5 separate regions of the Homo sapiens genome follow, and all the other regions are linked to region 5. Evidence: chromatin loops called from intact Hi-C (ENCODE). Cell type or tissue: heart left ventricle. All regions are shown on one strand.

The links. Peaks named below come from ENCODE experiments on the same cell type or tissue, not always from the same donor. Only the 100,000 strongest peaks of a DNase experiment are listed, where the experiment ranks them.
Region 1: it touches region 5 in a loop (7-fold over the local background); 35 of 110 quality-filtered maps call a loop at or near these places.
Region 2: it touches region 5 in a loop (2.6-fold over the local background); 6 of 110 quality-filtered maps call a loop at or near these places.
Region 3: a loop joins it to region 5, with 2.0 times the contacts of the local background. A loop is called at or near these places in 5 of 110 quality-filtered maps.
Region 4: it touches region 5 in a loop (2.3-fold over the local background); 9 of 110 quality-filtered maps call a loop at or near these places.

Annotation. Positions count from the first base shown.
Region 1 is chr7:1,756,739-1,760,738 of GRCh38, reverse strand. No RefSeq gene overlaps it. Among named protein-coding and RNA genes, the nearest start is that of ELFN1-AS1, 16 kb to the right of the region's middle. In heart left ventricle, a CTCF peak has its summit at 1,980 (motif pointing right); a DNase peak (open chromatin) is centred at 1,333; H3K27ac peaks cover 542 bases.
Region 2 is chr7:1,662,536-1,666,535 of GRCh38, reverse strand. It overlaps a transcript of ELFN1 not described here. Among named protein-coding and RNA genes, the nearest start is that of ELFN1, 5.7 kb to the left of the region's middle. In heart left ventricle, CTCF peaks have their summits at 1,502 and 1,701; DNase peaks (open chromatin) are centred at 5, 485, 1,185, 1,635 and 2 weaker places; H3K4me3 peaks cover 2,428 bases; H3K27ac peaks cover 1,817 bases; H3K27me3 peaks cover 1,479 bases.
Region 3 is chr7:2,102,828-2,106,827 of GRCh38, reverse strand. The region is part of intron 11 of MAD1L1 (mitotic arrest deficient 1 like 1); the gene reads left to right. Among named protein-coding and RNA genes, the nearest start is that of SNORA114, 16 kb to the right of the region's middle. RefSeq lists enhancers at 773-1,440, 2,260-2,554, 2,774-3,440. In heart left ventricle, a CTCF peak has its summit at 2,375 (motif pointing left); a DNase peak (open chromatin) is centred at 2,417; H3K4me3 peaks cover 487 bases; H3K27ac peaks cover 240 bases.
Region 4 is chr7:1,648,731-1,652,730 of GRCh38, reverse strand. No RefSeq gene overlaps it. Among named protein-coding and RNA genes, the nearest start is that of ELFN1, 20 kb to the left of the region's middle. RefSeq lists an enhancer at 3,075-3,582. In heart left ventricle, no CTCF peak of the experiment used is centred here; a DNase peak (open chromatin) is centred at 1,950; H3K27ac peaks cover 189 bases.
Region 5 is chr7:1,577,820-1,581,819 of GRCh38, reverse strand. The region is part of intron 3 of PSMG3-AS1 (PSMG3 antisense RNA 1); the gene reads right to left. Among named protein-coding and RNA genes, the nearest start is that of PSMG3-AS1, 9.7 kb to the right of the region's middle. In heart left ventricle, CTCF peaks have their summits at 1,959 and 2,159 (motif pointing left); a DNase peak (open chromatin) is centred at 2,139.

The DNA of each region.
Region 1 (4,000 bases), 180 kb before region 5:
CCCGGCCCTCGGTGTGACTTTTTGGTGGGTGGGGTCTGTCTGCCTGTCTGGCCCCCCAGGTCCCATAGCTGCAGGTGGCGGCCCTGCAGCCCTCCCTGGAGACTTAGCCCCTGGAGCTGCCCACCCTAATGCAATGATGTATCAGGAAGTTCGGTCCCCACCCCTGGTTGCCTGCAGTAAGTTCCTGACGGACCCAGGGCAGGGCAGATTCTGTGATTCCTTCTGTGTTGCAGAGTCCTCTGTGGGATCAGGCAGAGGCCTCATAGGGCATAGGGCATCCAAGCAGCTCAACTTCTCCACTCTCCTTCCCTGTCAGAGGAAGGGCAGGTGGAGCCGGGAACTGGCAGCGTCCTGGCCGTGCTGGTCTGCGAGGGCTGCCATAACGAACACCCCAGGCTGGCCGATTTAAACCACTGACATTTATTGCTCACAGCTCTGGAGGCCGGAAGTCCTCGGTCAAGGTGTGGCAAGGCTGATTCCTCCTGAGGCCTCTCTCTTTGGCTTGTGGATGGCCGTCTCCTCCCTGGAGCCTCACAACACCGGCCCTCTGTGGTCCGTGTTCAAATCTCCTCTTCCGGCCGGGCGTGGTGGCTCACGCCTGTAATCGCAGCACTTTGGGGGGCCGAGGCGGGAGGATCACCTGAGGTCAGGAGTTCGAGACCAGCCTGGCCAACATGATGAAACCCCATCTCTGCTAAAAATACAAAAATTAGCTGGGCATGGTGGCAGGTGCCTGTCATCAACTACTCAGGAGGCTGTGGCAGGAGAATCACTTGAACTTGGGAGGCAGAGGTTGCAGCAAGCCGAGATCGCACCACTGCACTCCAGCCTGGGCAACAAGAGCGAAACTCGTCTCAAAAACAAAAACAAACAACTCTCCTCTTCCTCCTGAGAGAACCCCCTAATCACTTGCAAAGAATTCCTGTCTCAGGCTCTGCCTCGAGCAAGCTCAGCCTAAAACAGTTAGTACCAGACGTGGCCCTGCAGACCTGAAGGATGACCTCTTGATACTGCCCCCACCCACTCGGCAGGTGGCCAGGGGGCCCCTGGTAACAGTCTTTGGCAGGCTGGGATGTTTCCTGAAAGGTAAAAGACAAGCGACGGTGCCTAGTACCTTCTACCACGAAGACAGGAGCACCGGGCTCCGTAGGCTGTGTTAGATGCAGGAGCAGATTATTCTGCGTTAGGTAAAACGGCTCTGCCACACTCATCAACAGGCATGGAAAATGCCAGGTTCAAGTGGCGCCTTGATGCAAGGACTCTGCCACAGCTCGAGGCTCAGGTCCAAGGAATCCTGCCACTTGGGCCGTTTGGCCGGCAGATCCCGTGGCGCTCCAGGCACCCGCGGTGGGTGAGTGTGCTGGGTAGGATGTCAGGCCAGGCACAGTGCAGTTCCGTAGCACAGGGCAAGACCGGAGTCCCCGAGCAGGGCCACGCCGCAGCGGGGAACCACATCCAATTCCAAAACAGCAGCTCCTGGCGTGCTGGGGGGCCTGGTCCTGGCCGGGCAACTAACCACGGGGTGTCCAGTGACCGTGCCGCCTGCAGGCTGCCGGCCCTGAGCCAGGGGCTGAGAAACCCAACAAGCCACGGGCACACACTGGCCCATCAGCAGGACTGGGCTTGGCCAGCTACACAGAAGGATGGCCCGGACGCCAGCGTCTCCTGATTGTTTCTCCCATGGCTCTGTATCAGCTCACGCCTGTGGGTTCAAAGATGGGCTGATGAGAGACAGAAGGCTGGGCTTGTGGGAGCTGAGAGCACGCAGCCCACCAGGCCACGCTCCCCTGTGCAGAGAGAAGGGACGCAGGGTAGGGATCCACACGGACTCATGAGCAGCGGCAAATGGCGTGGCTGCTGGGCTGGGGAGGCGGAAGGAGCAAGATTGGAATACTGGGGACAAATAATTTTGGAAGAGACATGGGGGACCTGCAGGAGTGGGCGCAAAGTACGAGAATCTTTGCAGCTCACTGTGGCACCCACCAGAGGGAGCCCACGGCAGACGAGGCTCTGAGAAACCAGGTGGAAAGGATGGCTCATGCCGGGACACCAGCCAGCCTCCACCCTCAGCCAGCCAGTCTCCACCCTCAGCCACCCCAGCCTCCACCCTCAGCCAGCCAGCCTCCACCCTCAGCCAGCCAGCCTCCACCCTCAGCCACCCCAGCCTCCACCCTCAGCCAGCTAGTCTCCACCCTCAGCCAGCTAGCCTCCACCCTCAGCCAGCCAGCCTCCACCCTCAGCCCAGCCTCCATCCTCAGCCAGCCAGCCTCCACCCTCAGCCCAGCCTCCATCCTCAGCCAGCCAGCCTCCATCCTTGGCCACCCCAGTTTCTATCCTCAGCCAGCAGCCTCCATCCTCGGCCATCCCAGTCTCCACCCTTGGCCACCCCAGCATCGCCCTTGACCACTCAGTGCTGGTGCGGTGGCTCTTATTTGGCACAGCCATGGTAGCAGGGAGGGAGGTTCTGCAGGGCCCAATAGCAAGAACTTCCCCTCACCAGGGTTCATCTAGCTTCTGCCACTGCCAAATGTCTGAACCTCGCTATGAGGCCGTCTCTTGGTGGTGGTGGCAAGTGGATTTCAGTGGACTCCTTCCGGCCTGGACTCGTGCTACCTGGGATTCAGCCAGGACCAACCCCAAGGCCCATGGAGTGTCTCATGCGCTGGCACGAGGACCCACCTAACCTCACTCTGGCTTAAGGGACCCGCTTTATGGAGGAGAAGGTGAGTCGGTAAGCACAGGACCCCGGGATTCTCTGATCCCACCACACAGTACAGCACCCCAAAACTGCCAGCTGGATAGAGTGGTGGGTGGAATTGTAATGACAGCAAGGGGACCTGCTTGGAGATGACGCTGTGAAGACAGGGACACGTCCTTCGGCATGTGGCTTACACGTTGACACGGTGGTGCTATTTATACAGGGCTGTTTCCCCAATGAATAGAAGACAGGTTCCCGAGAGCCAGACGGGAGGAGGCGGGGGTGACCCCACGGTCCGTCACCACTGGTGACCCACCTGGGGAATGTCTGCTTTCCATCCCACAACTTTAGGCTCCGCGGCTCCCAGGATCCTGGCTCCCAGAGGCAAGAGACTTCCACCAGGGGACACAAGCAAAAGGATTACTTTTGAGATAAGAAAAAAATCAATAAAAGTTATTATTATTTCACATACTGGCTGGGCGAGGCAGCTCACACCTGTAATCCCAGTACTTTGGGATATCAAGGCGGGCGGATCACTTGAGTCCAGGAGTTCAAGACCAGCCTGGGCAACATAACAAAACACCGTCTCTGTGTCTCTATTTTAAACGTCCCACTACATTTAAAACGATTGCAACAGCGAAACAGCCAACTGACTCCATGTTTTCTAAGGGGACTTTTCCTTCTGCACCTAGGCTAGGATAGTTTTAGAGCACTGAGGCAAAAATGCAAAAACAGCAATCATGTGACTTTTAAAACTAACTCTGGGATTAAAGGGAGCTGTATAAACAGATAACTAGGTTTTGTTAAAGATTTACAGGAGCACTGTGACCTGGTCAAGGACTAAGAAGTGTCCAGCATCCTTGGACCCTCCCTGGCTCCCAGATGTCTGTGGTCATCAGTCACCTCTTGGTCCCAACCACCCTCCCCCACATGTAACATAAACCAAGGCTGAAACTTGTGCTGACTAAAGATGGTGTTTAGGGCGCTAGTCCACCGTCCTTCCGGTCGGCTGGCCCTCCGAATACGCCTGCTTTTCCTCCCACCAGCACCCGTCTCCCAAGTTTTGCCTCCTATAATAACAGCAAGCAGGTGAACCTGGGTTTGATTACGTGGTAGATGCTACCTGTTTACCCTGAGCTCCTTTTACCAAGATAGAAACAAGCAAAGAAAGCACTCACCTGTGGCCGGATGCGGTGGCTCACACCTGTAAACCCAGCACTTTCGGAGGCCAAGGCGGGTGGACCACCTGAGGTCAGGAGTTCAAGACCAGCCTGACCAACATGGTGAAACCCCATCTCCACT
Region 2 (4,000 bases), 85 kb before region 5:
GCCGCGGCGTCGGGGAGGGAAGTTTGTCCGGCCCAGGCTCGGCGGCCGCTAACTTCGGGTGCGCCCGCCTCCGAACCTGGGTGGGTGGATGGGGACGCCCGGGAGCCGCGGGCCCCGAGCGCCGCATCCAGAGCCCCGCGGGCGGGGAGACTCGGCCCTGGCGCGGACGCCGAGGTCAGGGCACCAGGGATGGGGTGGCCCGGGCTGCGAGAGCCGCTGGGGACCCTGCGCTGCCCCCCGCCGCCCCCCCCAGAGAGCATCCTCTTCCCTGCCTCCCCTAGGGGCGGGGACCCTCCGATCCCGCAGCGGCGACAGAGGGGTCCCCCGGCCCCGGACAGCCCCCTGCCCCTCAGGCCCCTTCTTACCTGGGCCGGGGTGCGGGCCCCGGGCTGGAGGCACTGTCGCGGGCGAGCAGAGCGCGCGCACCCCGGTTCCCCGAGCGCGGCGGCGGCGGCGGCGGCTTCCCCTCCTTCCTCCTCCTCTTCCTCCTCCGGGCTCGCTGGCTCCAGACAGCCCTCCTCCCCCTCCCGCCCTGCCGGCCCCTCCCGGAGCCCGCCCGGCTGGACTCGGCCTGCGACCCGGAGCCCAGCGGAGCCGGCGGGAGCCAGGCTGCGGCGCTCACTGCGTCAAGCGCGGGGCGAGCGCGGGGCGGCGGCGGCGGGGACCGCGCGCTCGGAGCCCGGGGCTGGCCGGGCAGGCGGGGGAGCGGCGGCTCCGGCTCCGACTCGGGCTCGGGCGCGGGCGCAGTGGTGGCGGCCGCGGCAGCGCCGAGGTTGTAGCACATTCTTTCTGAGCGTGATGGAAGGTTTCATGTGGGAGAGCGCGCGGGGAGGGATGGGGAGGGGGCGGGGGCCGCGGCGGGGGCGACCGGAGGGGCGGGGGGCGGGGTCGCTGCCCGCACGTCGGTGGGCTGGGGGGTGGCCGGAGGGGGGCTCCGGAGGGGAAGTTGGAGCCAGCCGCGGGGGCGGCGTGGGAAGCCGAGTGGCGGCCTCGCCCCCTCCTCCTGGCCCGCCCCGCTCGCCCCCTGCCCCCGCCCCAGGCCACCCAGAGGCTCCCAGGCTTCGGTTTGGAAGAGAAGCGTCCGAAGGTCTGGGGGTCGGGACCCTGGTGGCGCTGGGAGGTGGGCCCCTGGGTGGGGACACGGCTGTGCTCACAGGCGCCCGGCAACCTCGTGGAAGTTGACCCCAAGTCAGACCCTCTGTGAGCGCGCGCGTCCGCGAGGGCCAAAGCACAGCCCGCAGGACGCGCGTTTGCGGGGCGGGGGGAGAGCGGGGCACTTGGGGGCGGGGAGGTGGAGCGAGAGGGTCGTCGGGCCCCTGGCGGCCCCGCGTCCCCAGAGACTCGCCCTCCCCTAAGGTCGCCGACCCCTCCCTCCCTTCCCTCCCCGTTGCGCGTCGCCCCCCGCCTTTCGGCCGGGAGGAGGGGGAGGCGTGGGAGCGGCCCGGCGCCTTCCGATTCCCGGAAGGTTCGGTTTAGCGGATTTCCCTCTCCCTTCATGTGCCTCCGGAATCCCAGCGGATCCGAAATCGCGCCCTCGGGCTCTGAGCCGAGGGGTCCCCCGTCGCTCCCTGGTGGTCCCGAGCCCTCGCCGAGCGGTCTCACGGCTTCCCAGGGCGTCTCCCGCTCCCACCCGCCCCTTCCCCAGCCTGCGGCTTTCGTGTGGGCTAAAAATTCCAAACCAGGCTCAAGAGCGCCCTCGCCCGGCTAAGCCCCCGCGCGCCGCTTCACAAACCGGCCGCGTGCGGAGCTGCGGAGCCCGGGACCCCCAGCGCGCGCTGGGCGCGACACTCTGGACCCCGCTGCCAGCGCCGCGCCCCTCCGGCCGGGGAGCCCCACACCGTCAAGAGGGCAGGGAGAGGGGAGGGGAGGGGACTACTGGAGGGGAGGGGGCTGCTCCCCGGGTGTCTTTCCCGGAGGAGGTCCCGGGACAGGGGTGGGGGTGGCGCGGGAGGCCGCAGACAGCGCGCCCCGAGGATGGCCGGGCCGGGGATGGGCGCGCGGGGCTCCTGTCCGGACGTGGGTCCAACGGCCTCTCCGCAGCCCAGAAACTCCGTCCAGCCCGCGGGACGGCCGCCCGCCCTCCGACCCCGAGCCTCTACCACACTTGTTCCTGCAGGACGGGGTTGGGGGGACTGAGACCGTGATTGAGGCCGGGGCATGGAGGAAGTGCCGCCGCCTGCTCCCGGGATTGCTGGACACGAAGGGTGGAGGCCAAGGACGGAGCCCCTGCCTGCGGCTGTCCAGCCCTTAGTCCCTGCGCGGGGGCGCCCAGACCTCCAGGGAACAGGGAGACAGAGCGGGCCGAGCCCGGCCTGGGGGGGGTCTCTTCCTGGTCCCTCAGGGAGGGTCCCGGCTGCTCTGAAGCGCGCAGTGGCCTAGGTGCGCACACAGCCCCTTTCTCTCACTTCCCCCCTCCCCTACTCGAGGGGCCTGGAGAGTCCCGGACCTGGCTCCTTGGAGGAAGCTGGGAGAAGGGAGCTGTCCCGCGGACCTTCCAGGGCGCTGAGGAATTTCAGCCCTGACTGACTCCCTCTGCAGCGCCTTCCAATGCTGAAATATGCCCTCCTGTCCCGTGAGAAGGCAGGGCCCCCGCGGGGCCTGGCTGGCCTCGGGCTGCTGTCCCCCCTCAGGCTGGGAATGGGCCACCCCAGGACAGACCCGAAGAGAGGAGGTGGGAGGAAGGCTGGCTGTCTCTGGCCTCTTCTGGAGCTCTCTCTCCCCGCCTCTGTTTGCCTCTGTCAGAGAATATGTTTGTTCTCTCTCTCCCTCTTCCTCTCTCTCTCTCCCTCCACCCTCCTTTTCTGTCTCTTTCCCTCTTCCTCTTCCTCCTCTTCTCCCCTCTCCCTTTCCGCCTCTCCTCTCTCCTTTTCTTTCTCCGTCTTGGTCTCTTTCTCTCTGACATTCATCTCCTCCTGATCCCCCTCCCCCAGCAGACAGAGGTACCCAGAGGCAGCCTGTGTGGTGTAGACACCTTACAGCACATCCAGGGAAGATGCGTGTGGATACCCACCCCAGCTCCCCGCCGCAAGCCGGTGTCCCACAGGAAGATGCCGCAGCCTCACTGGGACAGGAAGGCTGGAACCCCCCCCACCCCATAGCTCACACTGTGGTTGTGCAGAGAGTTGCAAAGGCATCCTGCTTCACACACCCCCGAATCGCACACACCCCGCCCCACCCAGTGTAACCCTCACACGCAGGCACGCACACTGGTGTGGCACTATGACGATCCTTCCTGTGATGGAGGTTCCTAATGGCTGGTGGCTGGCATGAAGTCATTTAGTCCTCACAGCAACCCTAGAAGTGAACCAGCTGTGAAGATCTCCAGTTCCCAGAGGGTAACATCGAGGGGTCCAGAGATCAAGTACCTTGGCCAGGGTCACCATAAACTGGAAATGGCCAAGCCAGGGTTTGAATCCAGATGGTCAAACTTGAAGGCAGCTGTACTAAGCATGTTCCCATCTGCATATGCACATGCGTTCACGCACAGTCGCTCCACACACACGTGCTCGCTCAGGCCTCCTTTCTGAGGTGCTGCCACTGCCCGGCAGCAGCCCAGACGCAGCAGCGATGGCCCGGTCCATCAGACAGCCTGTCTTTCCAGAGATGAGTCAGCTGGGCCAGGACCTAGGACAGAGCTAGGGATGGTGGGTGCACCCCCACCCACCTGGGCACCGTTGCTAGATCCAGGGCTTAGCAGGTCCTTCTGATGTACAAAACGTCCTCGTTCAGAAGAAAACGGCCCAGTTTAAGACCTGCCTGGGCAACATAGTGAGACCCTGTCTACAAAAAATAAAAAATTAGCTGGGTGTGGTGGTGTGTGCCTATGGTCCCAGCTATTCAGGAGGCTGAGGTAGGAGGATCACTTGAGCCCAGGAAGTGGAGGTTGCAGTGAGCTATGATCGCACCACTGCACTCCAGCATGGGCAACAGAGCAAGACTGTCTCAAAAACAAAAAAAGAGCTAAACTGCCAGTAAGATTCTCATTTTTATGGAAACAAAT
Region 3 (4,000 bases), 530 kb before region 5:
GCTCCCAGCTGAGAGAGCCGGCTGCAGCATGGACTCATGACAGCTGGGGAGGGGCAGCCCTGCAGAAGGGACTGAATGGTGACTTTCCTCTCTCAGGTTTCGTGGAGGCCCTACAGCCCATGCGGGACAACACGTTCCAGTGCAGCTGCAGGCGTCTTTTGCGGGATGGGCCGAGAGTGTGACGGGCTATGCTAGCCTGGGTCTGGTGGGCTGGAGAGGAGGGAGGCGGTCTCCTAGGAGGGATTTGTGCCCCTGGCCTGCCTTCTCCCCCCACCCCTGGGAGAGTGGAGCTCACGTGTCCTCCTTGGTGTTAGGCAGGGTTGGAGAGGGAGCCTCGGAGAGCCTGCTGGCTTGGCACAGGTTTCCAGGAGCGCATGTGGGAAGGGCAGGGTGGGGCCGGGCCTGGGAAAGGGGGAGAGTGAGTGACCATGGCCGTCTCCAGGGATGGGCATGTATATCCGATAGAGAAGGAAGGGCAGGGTGGGGCCGGGCCTGGGAAGTGGGGAGTGTGAGTGACCATGGCCGTCTCCAGGGATGGACATGTGGATCCGATAGAGAAGCGGCCTGCCGTGCTCGCACCTTTCACGCAAGGCACCGACGCAGTGGAGGGGTGCTGCCGATGTGCCAGCACTAAGGGCCCAATTCCTAGCCTAGGCGTAATGGGGCAAGGGCCCTGTGCTGGGGGTGGGAGGCGGGACTGTGTGCTGGGCAGGGTGGAGGGGCGGGGCTGTGTGATGGCTGGCGCTGTGTGTGATAGATAGGTCTGGGGGGTGGGGCTTCGTGCTGGGCAGAATGGAGGGGCGGGGCCATGTGTGGGGCAGGGGCGGGGCCATATGTGGGGCAGGGGCAGGGGCAGGGCTGAGGTGTTGGTGCCCTTTGGTTGTGGGGCCGCAGCTGGATAGGGCTCTGGGACTGTGCTCCAGAAGGTGTTGCTAGGTGGCATCTGTGACGATGGGGGCCTTTCCTGCTGCCCTACCCTGGAGCTGGGGAGCGGGGTGGGTGAGGAGCGTTGAGGAGGAGAGAGCTGGAGCTGGTGGTACTGGGGTTTTGGCTGGGCGTCTCACGTGCCTGGACTTTCTGGTCTCATCTGGAAGGTGGTCTCTTACTGGACCGTGCGGGGGTGAGGAGACAGGCCGAGGCCACCAGGTAAAGCAGGGCTGTGGTGAGAGAGGCCCCATTTTCCCTCAGAACCTTCACAGTGCGTGGCTGGCCTTGGCAAGGCTGCATGGCTGGTCCCAGGGCTTCCTGGCCTCGTTACTTCCTGGCTTCAGGGCAGTGTAGGAGCAGCCACAAAGCAGACATTTGGGTTGTCCTTTATGAATGCCTCGGGTGATGATCCACGCTCCCTGCCTTGCCCCAGCGCAGGCTGTGCCCGCCCACCCTCCCGTGGAGCCCACGCTTTGCTCTGCCTGCTGCTGCCAGGCCAGCAGAGACCGCCCCGTAGGGCACTGCGGTTTCTGCGGCCTGTTCTGCCCTGAGTGGCCTTCCTCCCCTGCTCTTAGCTGGGCCCCCTCACTCCACCTCGCTGCTGGCTTTGTTGCCTTTCAGGCTGTGACCACCTGAAGCCAGCTCGTGTGTTAGTGCCCTTTGTTAGTAACCAACCCCTTGTCGGCAGAGACCTTCCCTTTCTGCTCACTGGAATATCCCCAAGCAGGACGGTGCGGTGTTTGTGGCCTCAGAGAGTGAGGCTCTCCCGGGCTGCAGAGGCACAGCCAGTTTCTTCCCGGCAGACCTCTTTTCAGAACAGCCCCTCACTGCGGTGTCCGGCCCCTGGGGAAGCCGGGCTCTGACTGGGTGGGTCAGCCCTCAGGCTGTGCCAGGAATCCCATCTCCAGGCGGGCTGTGCGTAGTTCCCTTCGTGTTTTAACATTTAGGAGGTGAGCGGTTTCCTTCCCTGAGCTCCGGAAAGAGTCCCCAGGGCTTGCGGGGGGACCTACCCTGCATTGCACGTTGGAAGGAGAGGCAGCTGCAGGCTGAGCCCACATGGCTGTGCACGGCCTGGCGTGGGAGCTGCAGTGATTTATGTGACCTGTGCTCAGATAATTAAAGTGGGATTTGGCAGTGAGGTCTTTCATGGCAAAGGCGTTAGGGATGTCACAATGAGGCATGTAAGTATAAAACAGTTATGTTTTCAAAGGCGTTAGGGATGTCACAATGAGGCATGTAAGTATAAAACAGTTATGTTTTCAGGTTAAGAATTTAACGAGGAGTAAATTCATTTAAACCGAAGAGCTGGCTTAAGGGGAGCTTTCGTGGAAGATCTGTAGTTGCTGGCATTTCATTCCTTCTCATTTGAGCCCAGCCTGTCTCTGGTGGCAGAGCGCGTGTTCCGAGTGTCCAGGTGCCGCAGCCGCCCCCTGTAGGCACCAGCGTGTTTGACATGCGGGTCAGGGATCTGACGCAACAGGCCGCCTCCACATGCCAGACTGCGTCCCCCTTGGCCTGCTATTGCGCCGCCGTGACGGCTCTCCTTCGCGGAGGGGCGGGGCTGTGGGGGCTGTCTTCCTGTGTTTTCTCTCCGGGGCCTCATCTGCCTTCAGGAGCCTGTGCAGTGCCACTCGGGCTGAGCAGCCTCCGCCAGTGCACAGGGGACTCCGGGCTTGCCTCTGTGGAGGAGTTTGCCGCTATCTGCTCTGCCTTTGTCCTGGTTCCCCAAATGGAGGCCCAGCCTGCCGTGGTTCTAATCCAGGTTTCTGGTCATCAAAGCAGCATGCCTTTAATAACAGATATGGCCTGTTGTGCAGTTGGCCCGGAGAGCTCTGATCATTACTTATCTGCCACGAGATGCTTTTGCTCAAGGCAGGCTGCTGAGGAGCACACTCCTTACCTTCATTGAATGATTTCCAGACACCGGCTGCATATTTGATTCTCTGCCATGTGTCTGGGGGCCTCTTTCTCCGACGTCCAGCGGGGTGGAGTGTTGTATGGCGTGGCATCAGAACTGGTGGTCTCCCCGCATTCCTTGCCTTTTCCCACCCCATCTCCAGAGTCCGGACACCACCTGTGAGACTGTCCCTCTGCCTGGGGATGCGGAGGGACTCCGTGCACAGTGGTTCAGGGGGTCTGCTTATGCCACACTGCTGGGATCTGGGCAGGGAGGAGGACAGCACCTGCCCTCTGAGTAGCCGCCTCCCTGGCTCCTCCTCGTGGCCGCTCCCTCCTTCTCCCCTGTGGGATCGAGTCTCAGTGTTCTGGCTGTGCTGCCCGGCTCCTGAGAGGCCTTCGCAGGGGCTCCCAGGGCTGCCTGGTGGTGGGCTTTGCCCCAGTGCTGGCCCATCTGCGGTTGCCCCGCCCAACAAAGAGCACGGTGGTCGAGAGCCCCGCCGCTGTGCAGTGGCCTCGGGGGCGGGTGAGATCTGCTGCACTGCTGTATCGCCTCACCCTCTGTCCTCTCAGGTGCTCACCCACTTCTTCCAAACAGAAACGTCATCACTAGGCATGGCGATGTCCCATGTGCCGTCTACTGAGCGGCGGGGCAGGCAGGCCCAGGCCTTCACTGAGTGCAGGAGCGCAGGTATGACTGTGTGTGCAGGGCCCGTCGGGGCAGCCATGGCTTGGGCTGCGACCCGGCCCTCAGCGTGGCCGGATGGACGGCCTCCCTCTGGACACACCATGTGGGCTGAGAGCTGAAGCGTGGTCGGAGCTGCCCCTTTGTAGGGTGCAGGGGCAGGGGAGAGAGCCCGTTCCAGGCAGAGGCAGCAGCAAGCGCAGGGGCCCTGAGGTGGGAGAGGACGCGCGTCTCCAGCAGGCAGGCAGCGTGGCCAGGCCTGACCCAGCGCTGACCCAGGTGTTGGCAGCATCACGGAGGCTGCCTCCTCTGAGTTGTGGAGCTGATGTCCTGAGAGGGGACAGTGCCACCTCTGCCGAACCTGTTTTCTCCGTGTGCCTTATACACCTGAGGAGAGGCCCGCTTTAGGAGTGGGTAGGAGAAGACGCCATCTCTGGGCATTGTCTCTGGAGTGACAAGGATGCGTCTCATGCTGAGGATGGCGTGGAGAGT
Region 4 (4,000 bases), 71 kb before region 5:
AAAATTAGCTGCGTGCGGTGGCAGGTGCCTGTAATCCCAGCTGCTCGGGAGGCTGAGGCAGAAGAATCGCTTGAACCCGGGAGACAGATGTTGCAGTGAGGCAAAATCATGACACTGCGGTCCAGCCTGGGCGACAGAGGGATTCTGCCTCAAAAAAAAAAAAAAAAAAAAATTGGAGGTTGGAGGAACAAGGTCTTGCTCTGTTATCCAGGCTGGAGTGCAGTGGTGCGATCACAGCTCACTGCAGCCTCCACCTCCTGGGCTCAAGTGATCCTCCTGCCTCTCAGCCTCCTCAGTAGCTGGGACCACAGGCATGTGCCACCACACCCGGCTGAAATGTTCCCTCTTCATAAGAACACCAGGCACACTGGATCAGGGCCCACCCCAGAACATTTTAACTTAATCACCTCTGTAAAGACCATGTCTCCAAATAAGGTCACATACTGGGGATAGGACATCAGCGTGTCCTTTGGGGGACACAGTTTAGCTCATGATAATCCCCGTCTCAGTTCCTTCACCAGCCCTGGAGCTTGACTTTATTAGTCCTTTGACAGTCAGGTGGTATTGAGGCTCAGAGATGTCAAGTCCTTTGCCTAAGATCACCCAGCCTGGGCACTAATATTCCCCACAGCAAGCTGGTGCCACAAATACCAAGAGGGAGCTGATCTCCATCCCAGGCAACCCAGGGTGGCTTCCTGGAGGAGGCGTTGTTTGACATGGGTATTGTTGGTTAGGGGGACTTTTAATCACTTAGAAAAGCATCGAGAGTCAAGTTTCAGGGAAAAGTCCGACCCCTGATGGGGGCGCTCCCCTCACTCTCTCCACCCCATCTTTTGGGCAGGGCCTCCCCCACCCAAGGGCAAGACTGCAGTTGCCCAGGACCTCCTGCTCGGGGCAGACCTCAGGTTCCGAGTCCCCATCTCAGTTCTCTGAGGCTACATGGGTTGGCCTTACCCCTTGATGCACTTTTGACCCTCCCTTCTCCTGCCACCCCAAGGTCCTCTGTCCTCCCAAAGCTGGGCCTACCCCAGGGTTCCTGACTCAACCTGGACAATGAATTGGCCTCTAGGTTCTGCCCCCCCTCCCCCTGAATAGTTCCCTGATCTGCCCTTCTGCAGAGACAAGAACTCCAACCCCCTTTGGAGTTTAGAGTAGATTTGGCATTTAGAAACGTGGGTTCACTGAGCGTAAGTCCCCACCCCACCATGTTCTCTGGGAACACCATGCCCGCCTCCAGATTTCAGCCCCTCCCCAGGGGCCTGGTCACCGCTCGGAGAAGCCTGGGGCAGGTCTAGAGAACATGGGAGGGGGAGGAGGAGGTGTGTGCCCGTGTGTGCCTGGGGTGGCAGCTGCCTGGCTCCGCCCGCTTCACCGTGCAAGATTCTCTGGGCCTCCATTCCTGCCTGCTCCAATCAAGCCTCCCTCAGGCTGTGACTGGAGCCCAGCCTTCCAACATTCCAATCTGGAAACCCTCATGTTCTCAGAAAAAGTCCCCATCCTCGGCCTGAGGACCCAGGGCTGTATCTAGCGCTCCCCTCCGGGCCTTGACTCATGCTGGTGCCTCCGCCTGGGGTGCCCTCCCGAGCCTTGGCTGGCTTCTCCCACGCCTCTGTCCTTCAGCCTCAGCTTAGGGGTCCTGGGCTTTTTCAGGCACCTGTCCGTGGGCCCACTTCCTGAGCCGTCATCGTGGGGTGCCTTGGTGGTGAGCCCCTTGCCAGGAGGGGCTTATTAGACTCCACTCCGGCAGCACAGGACTTTGGACCTACCTGGCTGGGGCCGAACCAGCCTGGGGGAGGGGTGGGCAAGTGGCTCCAGGGAGCGGGGTGCTTTGGCAAAAGGCCAAGGTCTCAGCACCCCCTGCAAGCCACGTCCTTGCCAAGTGGACTGGCCCAGCCCCGGCCCCTACTTCAGTTCCCCTTCTCCTGCAGCGGGCCTTCCCCTGCGTCTCCCATGGGAAGGCCACTCGCTCCAAGCCCGCATCGTGATGGACAACCAGGCCTAAGTAGGAGCTCTGCAGGGCTCTGCGGCAGCGGGGATCGATCAGGCTTCCTCCGGGAGGGGAGCCGGCACCTCCATGTCCGTCTCCTTGGCAGGAGCTCCCTGGTTCTGGCCTGATCCCTAGGGTCAGAGGCAGTAAATGACAGTGGCCTCCATTCCTAACCAGCCTCATCTGCCTGGCTCGGGGCACGCTGGCCCTGAAAGCCGCCCCTCGGTGGGCATTCGGTGCCTCTGCAGGGCAGAGGTTCAGCTCTGAGGCCAGATCGACGGCTGCAAACCTCAGATCCCACCAGAAGCTGACTCCAGAGAAATCACTTCCTCCAGGGTTGCTGGTGTGTGGACCCTGAGCCCACAGCCTGACTTGTGCTGCCCGGCCCCTGGGCCTCCATGAAAGCACGAATTCATGCAGAAAATGGGGCAGCTACTGGGGATCCATCCCTGGACTCCAAAAGCCATCTCCTCCAGTGCTTCTTCCCAGGACTCGAAACTCCCCCCACTGCTTTTGATAAGAATAAAATCCACCCCTCCATGATGCTGGTCTTCCTGTTTCTCCCATCAAGTCTCCCCACTCAGTGAGCATCAGGATGTGCTTGATTTCCTCCAACGCCAGGGAGCTCACTACTGCCCAGCTGTGGCAGCTGCTGGCTTTGTGCACCAAAATTTACTCACCGGGCTGTGTGCCGGGGAGGGATGAGCGCCCCTCACTGCACCAGACAGTGTGGTCCCTGAGGCCGTCCCCTCCTTGCTCTTAGCTGGTCTCCTCCACATGGCCTCTCCTCCAACCTCATCACCTCCACAGGGTCTCAGCAAAGGCCCCATCTCCCCTCTACCTCTCCTGGTCACCCAGCCACCGGTGTCACCCTGCGGACACTGATCTCTCGGGAGTCCTTGTGGAGCAAATCCCCAAAGCTGCCCATGGAACTTAGCACAAATGTTTCCCCAGGGTTTGAGGCCCACTCCACCCCAAATAATCTCCCCTTTTTTTGTGTGTGAGATGGGGTCTCACTCTCTCGCCCAGGCTGGAGTGCAGTGGTGCGATCTCGGCTCACTACAACCTCCACGTTTCATGCCTCAGCCTCCTGAATAGCTGGGATTATAGGTATGCACCACCATGCCCGGCTAATTTTTGTATTTTTAGTACAGACAGGGTTTCGTCATTTTGGCCAGGATGGTCTCGAACTCCTGACCTCGAGTGGTCCACCCGCCTTGGCCTCCCAGAGTGCTGGGATTACAGGCGTGAGCCACCGCGCCCGGCCACCTCCCTTCATAAAGCCGCCTTCTCAAACTCCTCCTTCAGCCCAGACAGCGCTCACCAGGCACACCTTACCCATGTTCGTTCATTCTTTCCAAGCACCGGCCCTAAGGGAGGGATCACGACTATCCCTGTTTGCCAAATGAGGACGTGAGATCCAGGGAGGTCATATAACTTGCTGATGGTCACATGGCCCGTATGTGGCACAGCTGGGGGCCAGGCACAGGCGTTGGGCTCCAGCGTCCATGCCGCAGACATTCTGCGGGGCCCGGCCCCTTCTCCACCCTTCCCGTCACCTGCAGGCTCCCATAAGTGCAGCATTTCAAGCTGGCAGATAAATGACCCTGATGATCCTGGCCCATCGTCACACCATCCTTGCAGGTCATGGAGGCTGGGAGCGGAAGGGGTCTGCCCTGAGTCACTCGGGAAGGGTCAGGAGGTGCCAGGAAGAGGACTTCCCAGGAAGAGGGGGGTGTTACGGGCTGCTTGGTGCCCCCGAAGCTCAAATGCTGAAGCCTGGACCCCCAGGACCTCAGAATGGGGCTGTGTTTGGAGACGGGGCCTTTGAAGACGTGACTAAGACGAGATGAGGTCATACGGGTGGGTCCTAATCCAATCAGACGGGTGTCCTTGTAAGAAGAGGAGATCAGGACAGACACGCACAGAGGGACAGCCCGGTGAGGACACAGGGAGATGATGCCATCTGCAAGCCACGGGCTGAGGATTCAGGAGAAGGCAGCCCTGCCCGTA
Region 5 (4,000 bases):
TGTTTTGCATCAGAGTCTCGCTCTGTCGCCCAGGCTGGAGTGCGGTGGTGCAATCTTGGCTCACTGCAACCTCCGCCTCCCAGGTTCAAGCGATTCTCCTGACTCAGCCTCCCGAGTAGCTGGGATTACAGGTGCCCGCCACTATGCCCAGCTAATTTTTGTATTTTAGTAGAGATGAGGTTTCACTGTGTTAGCCAGGCTGGTCTCAGTCATGGTTATGGCTGTAAGATGGTCTGCATTTGTCAAAACTCACAGAACAAAACACGAAAGGAGTGCATTTTACTGTATGCAAAGTAAAACTTTTTTTTTTTTTTAAGAGACACAGTCTGTCTGGCTCTGTCACCCAGGCTGGGGTGCAGCGGTGCAATCATAGCTCGCTGCAGCCTCAACCTCCTGGGCCCAAGCGATTCTCATGCCTCAGCCTCCCTAGTAGCTGGGACCACAGGAGCATGACACCACACCAGGCTAATTTTTAAATTTTTTGTAGAGACAGGGTCTTGCAATGTTGCCCAGGCTGGTATTGATCTCCTAGGCTCAAGCAATTTGTCTACCTTGGCCTCCCCAAGTGTTGAGATTCCAAGTGTGAGCCACCACATGCAGTGCTTATATCGTCATTTTTTAAGTTAAAAATAGAAGAAAATAAAACACCATCCCAGCCAGGAGCCCCCAGACCTGGCCCTGGGGGAGGCGGGGTCCCTGGGCCACCTCCCATCCTAACGCCCTGTCCTTTGGAGCTATGTCCCAGGAGAAGAGCGTGAGCCTGCCACACATGTGCTGGACAGAGTGCCCATGCACTGCCCTGACACCAGAGAGACCCTCAGAAAGCCCCAGAGAGAGCCGCAGGGCTGTGAGCAGCTCAGAACACGGCGCTTTCGCGGAGCAGCCGGGAGGCTCCTTGCCCAGGACAGGGAGTCAGGAACCTGGCTGCCCGGTCTCGTTTCCCTTTTCTCTAGGGCTACCAGGAAGGTCAGAGCTGAGGCTGAGGCCCAATAACAGCAACTGCAGAGGACCCGGCACCGGCACACACAGGCCCTGCGCTTCTGTTATGGCCTTGACAGTCTATTCCAGCTTCTGTCTCCCCGGGCCCGATTCTGAACAGTCATGTCCTTGTCTGATTTATAATCCTCTACCTGCGTGCGCCTGGCCCGTCTCCCCAGAGGACTGCGGGCTGGGCCTGTGTCCTGGCTACCTCTGCAGAGCCAGCACGGGGTCAGGCTCAGCAGGTGCCTGTGACGTCAATTACAGATGCCAACACCTTCCAAAGACAAAGTGCTTTGTCATTAGCTGACTGGATGGGGAGAGAGGGACCCAGATAAGAGAAAGACAGAGAGAGAGAGAGAGAAAAGGAGACAGAGACAGAGACAGATGCACAGCAGACAGACCAAAGGAGACAGAAAGAAATAGGTAGACAGACAAACGGAGAAACCAACAGAGACAGACCGTGAGAGAAAGAGACAGAGAGACACACACAGACAGGCACGCTGGCAGAGAAAGAGACAGACCAAGAGAGATAGAAACCAGAGAGACAGAGACAGACAGAGAGACAGAGACAGGCAGGCCATGGGAGACAGAAGGAGACAGGCAGACAGACAGATGGAGAAAGAGAGAGAGACAGACACAGACAGAGATGCAGAGACAGACAGACAGACCAAGAGAGACAGAAATGAGAGAGACAGAGACAGACAGACAGACCAAGAGAAAGAGAGACAGAGACAGACATAGACAGAGATGCAGAGACAGACAGACAAATAGACACATGGAGACAGACAGGCAGACGGACAAAGAAAAAGAGACCAAGAGAGAGGAAAGAGACAGAGAGTGGCACACAGACAGACAGACAGAGAGGTAGGCAGAGAAAGAGAAGAGAAAGACCCAGACAGACAGAAACAGACAGAGAGAGACCGTCAGACAAAGAGAAACAGGCTGAGAGAGACAGAGACAGAGAGAAAGAGACAGAGAGAGACAGAGGGATGAACTGGCTCCTGGCCTCCTAGGAAGATGCATAATTTCGGAGAGGAGGAGGAGGACCTCCCTCCCCCAACCAGAGAGTGAGGAGAATAAGACACCTCCCTCCCTCCCCAACTCTGGACCCAGCCCCAGCCCAGCCCCAGCGCTGCACAGGAGCGTTCTGTGGCCTCTGCTGCCCCCCAGAGGCGTTCACTGGAAACATGCCCTCCTGACGCGGCTTCCCAGTGGCTGGAGACAGTCCAGTCGCTCCTCCTTCCTGCCCTCATTCCTGCCAGGACCCCGCTCAAATCCCCTCCTGGGGTGCACCTGTGGCTCACAGGTGTGTCTGTCCAACGCTAACCTCCCTGGCTACAACTACTGCAAGTATTTTTCCTTATTTTCCCTTTTTATTTCTTTTTTGGTTGTAAAAATAAAATGTTAGCTATAGCCGGGCACAGTGGCTCACACCTGTAATCCCAGCACTTTGGGAGGCTGAGGCGGGAAGATTTCTTGAGCCTGAGAGTTCAAGGCTGCACTGAGCAGAGATCTTGCCACTGCACTCCAGACTGGGCGACGGAGCAAGACCCTGTGGAAAACAAAACAAAAAACAACAAAAATGTCAACTATAAAAAATTCATATAGAATATGTGTGGATGTTGAAAGCTGGAAGTCCCACCTAATTCTGCCCCACCACCCCAGTCGACCTTGGTGACACGGCATCACTGCTGGCCTTCTCCACCAGGCAGGAGGTCCTGTATTTCCAGGAGGTCTTTGCTTACGGGCCCATCTCATTCTTTTTTTCAGCTGTCTTCGTAGGGGAGCATTTTCTCCTTCCTTTCAAATCTCTTTGAAATTACTTCCTGTTCTACTTGTTGGCAGTAGGGTCATTTCTGCTTTTCCTGGCTCTGCCTTGACCTGCAGGCATTTGTTTATTGTCTGTCTTATATCTTCATGGGGGTGGTAGCAGGGGGCCTTGGATCAGCTTCCAGCAGAAAATGCTCATCGAGTGAATGACCAAGCAAACACTTCTCTTACGGATGGATGGATGGATGAATGGATGGATGGGTGAGTGGATGGATGGATGAATGGATGGATGTGTGGGTGGATGGATGGATGAGTGAATGCATGGGTGAGTAAATGGATGAATGAGTGGATGAGTGAATACATGAATGGATGATCGGATGGATGAATGAGTGGATGAGTGAATACATGAATGGATGAGCGGATGGATGGGTGAGTGGATGGATGGATGAATTGACGGGTGGATGGATGGATGGATGAGCGGATGGATGGGTGGGTGGATGGATAGATGGGTGAATGGATGGATAGATGAGTGAATGCATGGGTGAGTGGATGGATGAATGGACGGGTGGATGGATGGATGGATGAGCAGATGGATGGGTGGGTGGATGAGTGGATGGATGGATGGATGAGTGGATGGATGGGTGGGTGGATGGATGGATGGGTGGGTGGGTGGATGGATGGATGAATGGATGGATGGGTGGGTGGATGGATAGATGGGTGAATGGATGGATAGATGAGTGAATGCATGGGTGAGTGGATGGATGAATGGACGGGTGGATGGATGGATGGATGGATAAGCAGATGGACGGGTGGGTGGATAAGTGGATGGATGGATGAGTGGATGGATGGGTGGGTGGATGGATGAGCAGACAGATGGGTGGGTGGATGGATGGGTGGGTGGACGGATGGATGAGTGGACAGATGGGTAGGTGGATGGATGGATGAGTGGATGGATGGGTGGATGAATGGATGGATGGGTGGGTAGATGGATGGATGGATGGATGGACGGGTGAGCAGATGGATGGGTGGGTGGATGGATGGATGGGTGGATGGATGAGTGGATGGATGGGTGGGTGGATGGATAGATGGGTGAATGGATGGATAGATGACTGAATGGATGGATGGGTGGGTGGATGGATGGATGAGTGGATGGGTGGGTGGATGGATGGATGGGTGGATGGATGAGTGGATGGATGGGTGGGTGGATGGATAGATGGGTGAATGGATGGATAGATGACTGAATGCATGG